Linked DNA regions of Mus musculus: regions 2 and 3 are each linked to region 1. A link is a loop called in an ENCODE intact Hi-C map of the cell type or tissue named here. Cell type or tissue: left cerebral cortex. All regions are shown on one strand.

Region 1 (4,000 bases):
CCAGGCTTAGGCACAAGGAGAGATGGGGATGAAGCCTGAGAACAGGTTAAGGTGGGAAATAGGCCCAGAACAATAAGGAGGTGTCAAGGTCCAGGCAGAGATAGGTAAAGCTCGAGCATAGAGAGAGGTAGAGACCAAGCCCGGGCCTGGGTACAGGTCTGTCGAGGTCAAGACACAGGTGGGCACAGCTTGGTTCCAGACCCTGATCGTCGTGGTCCAGCAGCGTCCAGTCCTATCCTGGCCCCGTGCTTAGCACGCTTAGGTCCGCAGTCCCTGAGGCTCCTCACGCCACCCCCTGCAGCAGGCTTCTCGCGGGCGCAGGGGCTGCCACCACCTCGCACTGCTGCTGCACCTGCTGCGGCACCTGCTAACAGCCCCAACTGCCAGATCCCTCCGCCCCACCGCCCAGGCCTCGGCCGAGCTACCTCCACAGACCTCTGGGTTAACGGCGAGGTGGACACGTGCTGGGCCCTGATTGGCTGCCACGTGGGTGGCGGTTTTGTGTGGGGCGGGGTCTCGAGACCACACCCAAGCCCCATTCTTCTTGGTCCTTGCTCCAGGTGCGAATCCTCCTCACTCAATGGTGGCCCTTCCAGCGTCTTGCAGAGAAAGAGTTGGGACTCCATCTCTGGCTGGCCTTAAAAGTCGCAAGCCATTCCACCCCTGAGACGTATGAGGTTTGAAGGAAAGCCGAAAGGATAAGTCGTTTTCCAAATTTTCATTTTTCCAAATTCTTGGAGTAGGTGACTGGTTCGTGCCAAGCGAAGATGAGGCAGGTTCGCGCCACTTGCTGCAGTATCGCCACAGGACACGTTAGAGTCACCCTGTGCCAAAACCCACTGCAGATGAAATTGAGGTGGCGTGATCAGGTGCGAGTCTCTGGTCCAAGCAGTTTCACGTGATCCATAAGCAGCTATGCAGGTCCACCCTGAGTTAATTGGTCTTAACATCCTATTTCCTCATGGAATCAACACACCAGTAAAAAAAAAAGGGGGGGGGCATTATAAAACAAAGCAGAGCCCCTCACCTCGTTCTAGCCGCAGGATATATGGGATATACGACAAAGTTACCTTTCCACAGATGGCAAGCTCGCTGTAGCAGGAACCTGACAACCTGAGAATCAAGATGGCTCCTGGCTTGTAGTGTTGAGTTAGCTAAATAAATAAATAAAGGGAAGTGGATATGTCTTCTTTAGCATGTTTGGCATCTGTCTGAGATTTTTTGGATCATTTTTGCTATCTAAATATTTGCGTATACCAAATGAGGTTGTCTTGTGAGTGAAATAAAACCATGGAATTCACTCTAGTTTCAAGCTTACCTTAGAAACAGACTAAAGGTGATTTTATGCCAGGTCTTTAGTGTACCTGCATTCTGGGGCCATCTTGTGGGGTCAACTGTGGGATTCCCTACTAGTGACATGTCTGTTTTCATGTTGATTTTTGAAGCACTTCAGACTTGGAGGTTTCAGAATAGGAATATTTAATCTATAGACATGGTTTTCTCTCGGGCTTGCTTGAAAGTTCCACTTAGAAAGCAGATGTTACATTTACTAATGAGGAAATATACTTGCCAGGAGCTGGGAGGGGTGGGGTGATGGATTCTCAGCCCCATAATCTCCTACTAAGTGAAGGGGACAGGTTAGATTCTATTGTTTTCCATGTTAACCTGAGTGTAAAAAGCCATTGGAAAAGCTTCTGAAAATTAGAGATTTCCATACATCCCTGATTTGGTAAATTTGAGAAAGGAGGAAAGAATTTCCTTTTTTGAAGTATCGGCATTCTTTGGGTATGGGGGAGCATGCCCAGCATTCTGGAGGTGGAGGCTGGAGGACTGGGCGGTGTATGTGTGTGTAGAATTAGCCTGGTGTGTGTAGGGAAAGAAAAAAATAAAGCTAATCTCATTCACTCTTAGAGAGTTAATGAGAATGGTGGCACAAGCCTTTAATGCCAGCACTCAGGAGGCAGAGGCAAGTGGATCTCTGAGTTCCAGGACAGCCAGGACTATTCAGAGAAACCCTGTCTTGAAAACAACAACAAAAGAAAGTTAATGAGAAATGCCAAGATATTGGCACAAACAGTAGTTTGAAGGTTTGAAGAACACATAGATTCATCTTGATGGCTCTTTTTTTTTTTTTCCTTTTTCCTTTATTTTTATTTTTATTTCTTTGAGATAGGGTCTCTGGTTGGTTTTAAACTTGCTACGTAGACCAGGTTGGCCTCGAACCTGCAATGATCCTCCTGTCTCTGCCACCAAAATGATGGGATTATAGACCCAGAGCCTTCACTTTGTAAGCCCTAGAAGTCACAATCTGAAAAACAGCTCAAACTCTTCCACGGGTGACAAGCAAGCTGTTCCACAACGGCACCACTAGATGGTGCCGTAACGCAAGAGACTGCCATTCACATATTTCCTGCGAGAACAATCAGGTCCTGAAGGGACAGCAGTGGGAGGGATGGCAGCTGTGGAGTGAGGGACTGTACAGGAAGCACCAAATGGTTCTAAATACCTGGGAAGTGTTACCACAAGCTGCAGGCAATGCATTGCTCAGTTTCCCTAGCAACAAATGCATCTGATGTCACAAAGTGCACCCTGAGTTTAAAAATACCCAGAGAGGAACTAGGGGAGTTTCATAATTGAAACTTCTCCTTATATTGTCAGCTGACCAGAACCCTAAAAGTATTAGTTATTAGGTCCATCAATACCTTCACAGATATGGTAGCACATGCCTGCAACCTCAAAACTTGGGAAACTCAGACAGAAGGCTTGTTCCTGCTAAGGCAAGCCTGGGACTACATAGCAAGAACTTGACCAAAAAGCCCAAGACAAAACAAAAAACCCATAAACAAGCAAAACCCCAAAACAACAAACACACACACACACACACACACACACACACACACACACAGGAAACAAGTCCGGTGTGGTGCATGTCTTTAACCCTAGTTCTCGGGAGACAAGGCAAGTAGATCTGCAGGGTGCAGGGACCTTATTGTGAGAAACCCTGCCTTGGTGTATGAGAAGTTCCAAGAGGGGCAAAGGGTTGGTGGTGGGGTGGACGCTGTGGGGATCCTAGGATGCACAAACAGAGATGTGAGACCTTAGTCTCAGAGGTATAGGGGTGGGGCTGGGATGGAGAAGAAGAGTCCTCCAGGAAGAGAGACTCATGGGCTTAAACTACGATATTAAATATATATATATATACATATATATATATTGTAAATGTATCATAGATGTACATCACAGATGTATTTAGATTTTATCACAAAGTTATGAATGCTATGAGGCTTTACAAATCGTTCCTTAAACGTGGCCTTGTTCTCATTATTTCTGTCATTTCTTTTCTGTGTCAACCACTTTTTCTTCCTTACTGGAGACTCGATCTTTCAAATGAAGGGGAAATGCTCTTCCAAACCAAGTAGACATGAGCTCTGCATTAGAGTTCTATACCGGTTACACTTCCCTTGCTATGGTATGACATCATAACCAAAAGCAACTTAAAGACCGAGTTTATTTTGGCTTTTGGGTCCAGAAAGAGAATCTCCTCATGGACGGGAAGACATGACAACAGGCAGGGAAAACATGGTGACAGGAACAAGAAACTGGCTGATGACATTTTTTTAAAAAAAAATCTGTATACCGGAAGCAGAGAAAGAACAGAAAGTACAACCAACCCTGCTAGACTATAAACCCTAAAGCCCACCCCCAGGGGCAGACTTCCACTAACAAGGCTCCACCCCCTAAAGGTTACACAACCTCCCTAAACAGCACCACCTACTGGGGACCCCTATGAGTGCAGTTCGAATTTGGCTTCCACTAATCCACTTTAAGGGCGACTGTACCCGCATCAGCCCCTAAGGGAAACTAATTAATTATGAAAAGCTAATGTCAGGAGAGCAGGCTTGTGAGGCAACCACAGAAATACCCAGTTGTGTGGGTATTATGCAAGGTAGCATAATTTATGGTGCACGTCATAGCAATTTTCGGTCATTAAAAAGATGCA
Region 2 (4,000 bases), 230 kb before region 1:
CAACTTTATTACATCTTTCTAGCAAAGCAACTAAGACCAGCTCTTAAAACTTTTCCTAGAATTATTTGAATCAAATCAGGAATTCTGTAGACTCATCCATTCATCTAAACAGCATCAATTCATAACAGTTCATCTTTATGTTGATCTGCAGGAAATCTGATCAATAGGGTGGGTTAATGCCCAGGGATCATTATACTAATTTAATGATTACAGGAAAGGCATATCAGCTACAAGAAGCGATCCTGAAGTGAAGTCTCTTTGGAACCTTGCCGTCGAGATCATCCATCGCAGACCATGCAGAAATGGTGGGCCACCTCCAGGAATGCCACCTGCTAGCCTTACCCTATTCTAGATGGCTCCTGACAAGAGGTCTCTGAGTTCGAGGCCAATCTGGTCTGCAGAGCAAGGTCCAGAACAGCAAGGGCTACACAGAGAAGCCATGTTTTGAAAAACAAAAATAAAACAAACAAAAAAGTCCACCTCCCACCTATTTATATACTTATCATCTACTTATCACTCATCTGTCCATCACACTATCCATCTATCTGTCCATTACATTATCCATCTATCTGTCACCTACCTTCTACCTACCAACCATTTATCATCTATCCATCCATCATCTATTGTTGATGTATCTCTGATCCATCATCTTCATCTATCAGTCATCCAGCGGGTGTATATTACCTATTTAATTGCCTACCAATCATTTATCATCTGTTCCTATCAATCACCTACCACCCATATCTCTCTCATCGTCTATGCGTGAGTTTATCATCTGTCTACCTATCAATTATCTGTCATCTTGCGCTCTGTGTCTCTGTGACTCTGTTACCTGTCCAAGCTGTCTCTTATCTGTCCCATCTGGATCTGTCTATCCAGAGAGAGAAAGGAAGGTGGCAGAGCTGTGGAAGGAGGAAGCTCCAGGACTTTATCCTCAGTGCTTAGATTAGCCCCCTCCCCCAAAGAAGCCCCACCCCCACCCCACCCATGTGGCATGTGGAGGGTGTGGCTACAACTCAGCTCCTCCTAAGCTCTGAGGGTCTGCAGAGCAGGCACTATGACTTGGGTCGCAGGGCCAGTTCAGAGCAGACACGGCATCTGGAGCCATCCGTGGGCAGCACAGGGTCCCAGGAGCCTGGTCCCATGCTTCTGAGGCTAAGTCCCTGACAGTCACCAGAGTAGGGGAGTGCATGCTGGTACCATCTGGAAGGGCGAGCACAGCGTTGGCTGGGACAATCTGCTGTTTTATTTGATAAAAGACACAGTTGTAGAAGAGTCTACTGCAGGACTTCATGGAGACAACCGTCACCCATGGGGACGGCATCGGGTGGCATTGGTTAAGACTGGCCCTGACTCCTACTAGTGGTGGTCAGTACTTCTCCTGGAAGATGATAGGGAACTTGGGAATGGGAGAGACAAGAGATGGATGGACAGAGATAGGCCTCCAGATGACTCTCCGGTGTGACCTTCCTTCCTTTCCAAGCAACTTTGAAATTTATACATGTGTAGGCAAACACTATCCACATAAAATAATAAACTAAAAAGAGTTGAAGCAGAGGCCGGGCAGTGGTGGCGCACGCCTTTAATTCCAGTACTTGGGAGGCAGAGGCAGGCGGATTTCTGAGTTCGAGGCCAGCCTGGTCTACAGAGTGAGTTCCAGGACAGCTAGGGCTACGCAGAGAAACCCTGTCTCGAAATCTGCCTCCCGCCCCCGGCCCCCCCCCCCCCAAAAAAAAGAACTGAAGCAGATATTTCTCTTCTTTCTCTGTTTTGTTTCCCTTTGGTTTTTGTTTGTTTTGTTTTGTTTCAAGCTGGCTTTTAGTCTGAAGACCAAGCTGGGCTTAAACTAATGGTAATCCTACTTTAGCCTCCCAAGGGCTGGGATTGCAGCCCTGAGCTCCGGGTGCAGCCCTGAGCTCTGGGTGCCCAGCCTTTGAATGACTTTGTTTACATCCTGATGAGAGTTCTTGAACATGCCAGGTGAGGGCGCTATTGCTCAGTCACACCCCCAGCTTCACCAGGCTCCTGTCCTCAAGCATAACATTTAGGTGAATCCAGGTGAAGCGCCAGCCCATCCAGGCCCCCCTTGCCTCATATGAAGGGTGCACGGGGAGCCATCTGCAAGTGGAGATGCTTAGCCTTGCCCTCCTCAAGAGACTAGCCTTTGGGACTCTTAGATGGACACCAGCTTCTCTGCCTCAGCTCAGACTGTCACCTCATGTTGCTCACATCCAGCTGTCACGTGCAGCCTGCCACACCGTGATACCCACTCAGGGACTGTGTGAGGTGGGAGGTCTTAACTTTTTTTTTTTCTTTTAAATGAGTTGGTTTCATTCAAAGTGGTACAGAATTCAGAGTACAATGAGGATAGGACAGCAGGCTCTGGCGGGATTCCAGACTGGGTTCACTTTAGATTCACAGCCTAGGTAGGAATTGCTGAACAATAGAGGCATGGAGCCATTGCTCTATTTACTTTATTCATTTTTTTGTTTGTTTGTTTGTTTTTTAAAAAGTTTATTACAGTGTACAACCAACAGGCTCCAGGATAACACTTCATTCTAGTTATCAGGTGGCAAAGATGTTATGACAGGCAATCCAGATGTTTGACAGGTTACAGAATAACACTTCATTCTAGCTGTAGTGGCAAAGATGTTGGGGCAGGGAATCCAGATGTGTAAATAGGAATGGAAGAGGAGGGTCACCATCACCTCAGATGTGAGGAACAGCTTGCTTTTTTCCCCCCCCAGATTTTGTAATTGCACCTGTAGCCAGGGGTCTTCCCCTTGGCTTAGCTCCCTGAGTTTCTTTTGTTCCTCCTTTCGTTTCTGCGTGAAAGCCGTATCTTCCTCGTCCATCCCCTCCGCCTGCTTCTTGGGCTGTTTCGGGGCTTCTTTTTGCCACCCTCATGGCCTGACATGGTGACTCCAGCCCCTTCATCTTACCACTTCTACAGGTCCAGCCTGAAGCAGTCAGGATCCACACTGGTTGTAGCCTCTGTAGGGTACAGTTCAGACACCTGTTTTCTCCAGTGATGCCTTCTGTTTCTGCTTTACCTGATGTTCATAGGGTTTATGCCAGCGGCTCTCAACCTTGCTAAAGCTGTGACCTTTTATGTTGTGGTGACCCCCCCCCAACCATGACATTATTCTCATTGTTACTTTGTAACTGTAACTTTGCCTCTGTTATAAAATGTAATATAAATATTTTTGGAGACAGGGGTTTGCCAATGGGGTTGGCACCCACAGGACGGTTTATGTAGATGGGGCTCTATGTAGTCAGCCTTGGTAACCCTCTGTGGGCCACCTTTGTCTTCTTAACCCACAGAGGTGCACTGGGACCCACCTATAGGATAAATGGAGAGACTCCATCACCCTACATCTGTGGGGAGCCGCCCTCACATTCGCCATTACAAGATGGCGCTGACATCCTGTGTTCTAAGTGGTAAACAAATAATCTGCGCATGTGCCAAGGGTAGTTCTCCACTCCATGTGCTCTGCCTTCCCCGTGATGACAACTCGGCCAATGGGCTACAGCCAATCAGGGAGCAACACGTCCTAGGCGGAGGATAATTCTCCTTAAAAGGGACGGGGTTTCGCCATTCTCTTGCTCCTGAAGATGTAAGCAATAAAGCTTTTGCCGCAGAAGATTCCGGTTTGTTGCGTCTTTCCTGGCCGGTCACGAACGCGTGTAAGATACATCCCCTAACACTCCATCACCTAACATGGCCAGTTGTAGGGCTGCCTGCCCCACCATGTGGGCTGAGGCGCATCCTTCAAACCTGCAAACGGAAACTCCAGCCAGTAGCACCTGAGAATGCCAAAGCCACGTGGCTGCTGGATCTTCAAAGACATGTTATGTTGAAACCAATTCCCACAGTGTGATTACATCTTTCTTGCCATTACAGTTTTTTTCCTTCTTCCTTCCTTTCCTTCCTTCCTTCCTCCCTCCCTCCCCTTCTTTCTTTCTTTCTTTCTTTCTTTCTTTCTTTCTTTCTTTCTTT
Region 3 (4,000 bases), 210 kb after region 1:
TCCTTCTTTCTAGTCTTAGGAAAACAAATACTTGATATTCCAAAGGCTGAGTAAACTCATTAGAGGGATCTTGGGCTTCCTGCCTTCGTCCTCTCCACCTCTGGACACATGGGGGCCAGCTCTGTAGCAGGGGGAGGAGCTTAAGGCACTGCCCTCTTATGCTGGGTCCCAGCTCTGCGCCTTCAACTCCTGCCACAGGACGCTGAGGCTGCAATTTCCCCACCCCATCTTGCTTGGCCTGAATTGGCACGCTGCTTCCTGAATTTCTGCCCACGCCAGCACAGGGCAGAGCTGACAGCTACAGTACCAGTGGGCAGACCGTCTCCCGGAAAAAATGGAAAAGCTAGCGCCTGGCAGATTTAGCTACTCCTCTCTTCCCCAGGCCTGGCCTCCCAGGTCCACAAGAGACCATTCTTTTGTGCTAGGCATCTTGCAGTATCTCCTAAGGACAGTAGCACTTTAGATCCGGGTCCACTCTTGCAGGCTCATTAGCAATTGGCTACTTCTTCAAAGACCCTATGCCCAAATGCTGCCAGGGTAGGGGTGCCGGGATAAGGCTTTAGGTGGAGCTGGGAGCAATTTTGCCACGAGGAGAAGTTTCATCAGAGCTCACGAGGGTACAGGGGATGCTTCTGGGAGAAGTTAGGTATAAGGAATACAGATTTGGACCCGTGCAGACTCCAGCTGACTGGAGCACTGACCAAGGCTTGGAGGGAGTAGGAGAATTGCGGCAGAGCACTGGTCCATGGGATGGGGCAGCCACCTCTACAGAAGACACCTCTGATCAGTCGCTGCTTGCCCCCAGGACAAGTTCATCTTGCTGGAGACAAGACGTTCCATGGTCAGGAAGATGGTGTGGGTGTGGGCAGAATCCATCAGTCTCGAAACGTTGACAACTCAGTTTATAAACTATCAGTGGACCATACAAGACATGTCTATAGAGCAGGTGTGTCTCTCAGCCCAGGTTGCAACATGTGGGCTCAGCAGAATTTAAACAGGAAGTGTCAGGGCCGAGGACCTGAGGAGGAGAGGGGTTCCTACCAGGGTGTCATTCCTCTGAGCACACATGGAGCAAATATTATCTGTCCTATGAGATGCTACACATGTGTACACACCTCTTAGGTATGTGAGCATGCATGTGTGTATTTATGCATGCGTCTATGTACATCAGACACATACGCATGCATGTGCACATGAGTATGTGTCTGTGGACATGCATGCATATGCTTATGTGAGCATGTGTGTGACAGTGTAAGTTTGCTTGCACATATACAGAACTGTATAGCATGATCATGTGTGTATTCTTTTATTTTTTTATTTTTTATGTGCATTGTGCTTGTCTGTATGTCTGTATGTCTGTCTGGGTGAGGGTGTCAAATCCCCTGGAACTAGAGTTGCATACAGTTGTGAGCTGTCATGTGGGTGCTGGGAATTAAACAGGGTTCCTCTGGAAGAGCAGCCAGCGCTCTTAGCCTCTGAGTCATCTCTCCAGCCCCACGTATATGTTCTTATGTGTATGTGTGCATGTGTGTGCGTGCATATACCCCATGCACATATGATTGTGTGCTTGTGTGTATATGCATACATGCAATTATACATGCTTGTTCATACTTATGGTGTGCATGCACAGATACAAGCTAATACGTCTGTGTGTGCATACACATATGCAAAGATGTGTGCTATAGGCAGGTTTGTGCTGTGTATGTATGTATGTATGTATGTACACGTGTGTGCGTATATGCTTGTAGCTGCTCCTGAACTGGTACACAGAGCACCTCCGGTCAATTTGCTAAATTTGGGTTGTGGGAAGAGTGTGGAAAAGCACTGGTTTCTGCTTTAATAGCCAAATTTTCCTGTGGTATCAGGGTCTTAAGTTCCCTTTAAACAGTGTGACTGCTGCCCCCTTGTGGCATCTTGTGGACACTGCAGAAAAACCCGGTAATGGTCTCCAGGTGTCTGATGGGGGAAGGTAGCAATAGGGTTGAACTCCCTCAGTAAAGAAGCACCAATGCCCAATTGTTTGCATTTTATGGATCTCAGGTTCAGGGGCAAGCAACAGAGTATGCGGCTAGTCTTCACACAGGGAGGTAACTTTTCTCAGAGTGGATTTTGTGTGGCCTCTGTGCTGAGAGTGTCAGGACAACTGCCCACAGTCTCACTGATAATGCAACCCCTTCAGCTCCCAGCAGGCAGTGTGGGTCAGGGAGACCATGGGGTGGCTGGCATAGCACGAGCATGGGGCAGGGGGTGGGGATTCTAGGAAAGGAGTGACTTAACTGTAAGTTTTCAAGAGAATATGTGTATAACTGTCAGCTGTCATACATCTATCTATCTTTTTTGAGACAGGGTTTCTCTGTGTAGCCTTGGCTGTCCTGGAACTCTGTAGACCAGGCTGGCCTCGAATTCAGAAATCCACCTGCCTTTGCCTCCCAAGTCCTGGAATTAAAGGCGTATGCCTTCTCTACCTGGCTAGCTTCAATTCTTTATTATCAATTTATAATCTATCATCTGTTATCTATCCTTTAATCATCTCTTACCTATTTTTATATAGCTTCAATTCTTTATCTATTATCAATCTATAATCTAACATTTATCATCAATTATCTATTACCTATCTATATCTATATAGCTTCAATTCTTTATCTATTATCTATCTATAATCTGTCATCTATTTATATATCTATCATTTATATAGCTTCTATTCTTTATTATTTATCTATTTATCATCTATCTATCATCTATTATCTATCTATCTTCATCATCTGCTCTCTCTCTCTCTCTCTCTCTCATACACACACACACACCACTGTAGACTAAGCTACACACACAGACACACAGAGACATTTGACTGGAGCAGACAATGACTGGTCTGAGAACGAGACACACAATTATGATCATTACAAACTCTGCCGAAGGCATTCAGTTCTCATAGACTGTTCTCATGGTCTATTTTTGCTGTACAGTGGAATCCATAGGCAGACTCAGGTCCCAGCTGGCCAGGCAGTGTGGATTTGCTGATGAGCCAGCCAGTGTCCTTCTAACATGACTGTGGGTTCATCTCATGTAAGTAAAACTGTTATCTATCACATGGGGAGGTGTGCTTCAGGTCTTTCACCTCCTGGAGAAAGACTCCCAAAGTTCAGGAGTGCGGATGGTGAGCCTTCTCTAGGCAGCTAACCCTCTCCTCTGGGGTCACCCTCAGGTGGAAATGTGGGCCCAGGTATTTGTTTGATTGCCCTTTCTTCTTGCTTGCTGCTCTGGTGTCCCTTCCAGTTAGTCCAGGCCCTGCCTCTCTGTGAGTTCACAGTAAGCTGACCCAAGTAGGTCTCCCTCCTCCTGGGGCTCTGAGTGAGTCCATACTGAAATGATCTGGGCAGATGCTCTCAGTTAAGTTTACAGGAGAGAGAGAGAGAGAGAGAGAGAGAGAGAGAGAGAGACAGAGAGACAGAGAGACAGAGAGACAGAGAGAGACAGAGAGACAGAGAGAGACAGAGAGAGAGAGAATTTGTATAGGCATATGTGTACGTATATGCATGTGTGTGCCTTTGTGTGTATAAGTGTGTCTGTGTGTGCGAGCATTGCATGTGTATGTGAGTTTGTGTTACATGTGTATGTATATGGTATGTGTGTGTGCTGTGTATGCATGTGTGTACTGTATATGCATGTGGTATGTGTGTATGTGTGTGTGTGTTTGTGTGCGAGCTATATACTTGCTTTCACCCTCTCCTCACATAGCTGAAATCCTCAGTCAGGTGCTCCTTTGCTTCCGAGTGGGTCCTCAGAGTGACTGACGTGGCGCCTGTGCCATCCTCCATGTCTTCTAGCATCTGTTCCCAGAGATCTGGACCCGTCAGCTCGACATTTCATTTCTGTTCTAGACAAATGCCTCTTTGTCAGTCAGTCATACTCCTGCCTCAGGACACTCTCACGGACCGCATGGGTGTGTGTGCTTTGCCTTCTGTTGCAGCCATTATCCCAGTCATCTCCCCAGCAGCTGATG

The links. Hi-C counts contacts between places; a loop is a spot of excess contacts. Peaks named below come from ENCODE experiments on the same cell type or tissue, not always from the same donor. Only the 100,000 strongest peaks of a DNase experiment are listed, where the experiment ranks them.
Region 2: it touches region 1 in a loop (4-fold over the local background); 11 of 42 quality-filtered maps call a loop at or near these places.
Region 3: a loop joins it to region 1, with 9 times the contacts of the local background. A loop is called at or near these places in 15 of 42 quality-filtered maps.

What each region holds. Positions count from the first base shown.
Region 1 is chr5:128,732,556-128,736,555 of GRCm38, reverse strand. Piwil1 (piwi-like RNA-mediated gene silencing 1) reads right to left here and starts at 310. Exons shown (of 22, transcript NM_021311.3): 1 at 202-310. In left cerebral cortex, CTCF peaks have their summits at 2,366 (motif pointing right) and 3,779 (motif pointing left); a DNase peak (open chromatin) is centred at 2,395.
Region 2 is chr5:128,962,534-128,966,533 of GRCm38, reverse strand. No RefSeq gene overlaps it. Among named protein-coding and RNA genes, the nearest start is that of Rimbp2, 11 kb to the right of the region's middle. In left cerebral cortex, a CTCF peak has its summit at 1,991 (motif pointing right); a DNase peak (open chromatin) is centred at 2,026.
Region 3 is chr5:128,520,773-128,524,772 of GRCm38, reverse strand. No RefSeq gene overlaps it. Among named protein-coding and RNA genes, the nearest start is that of Gm38612, 48 kb to the left of the region's middle. In left cerebral cortex, a CTCF peak has its summit at 1,895 (motif pointing left); DNase peaks (open chromatin) are centred at 291 and 1,899.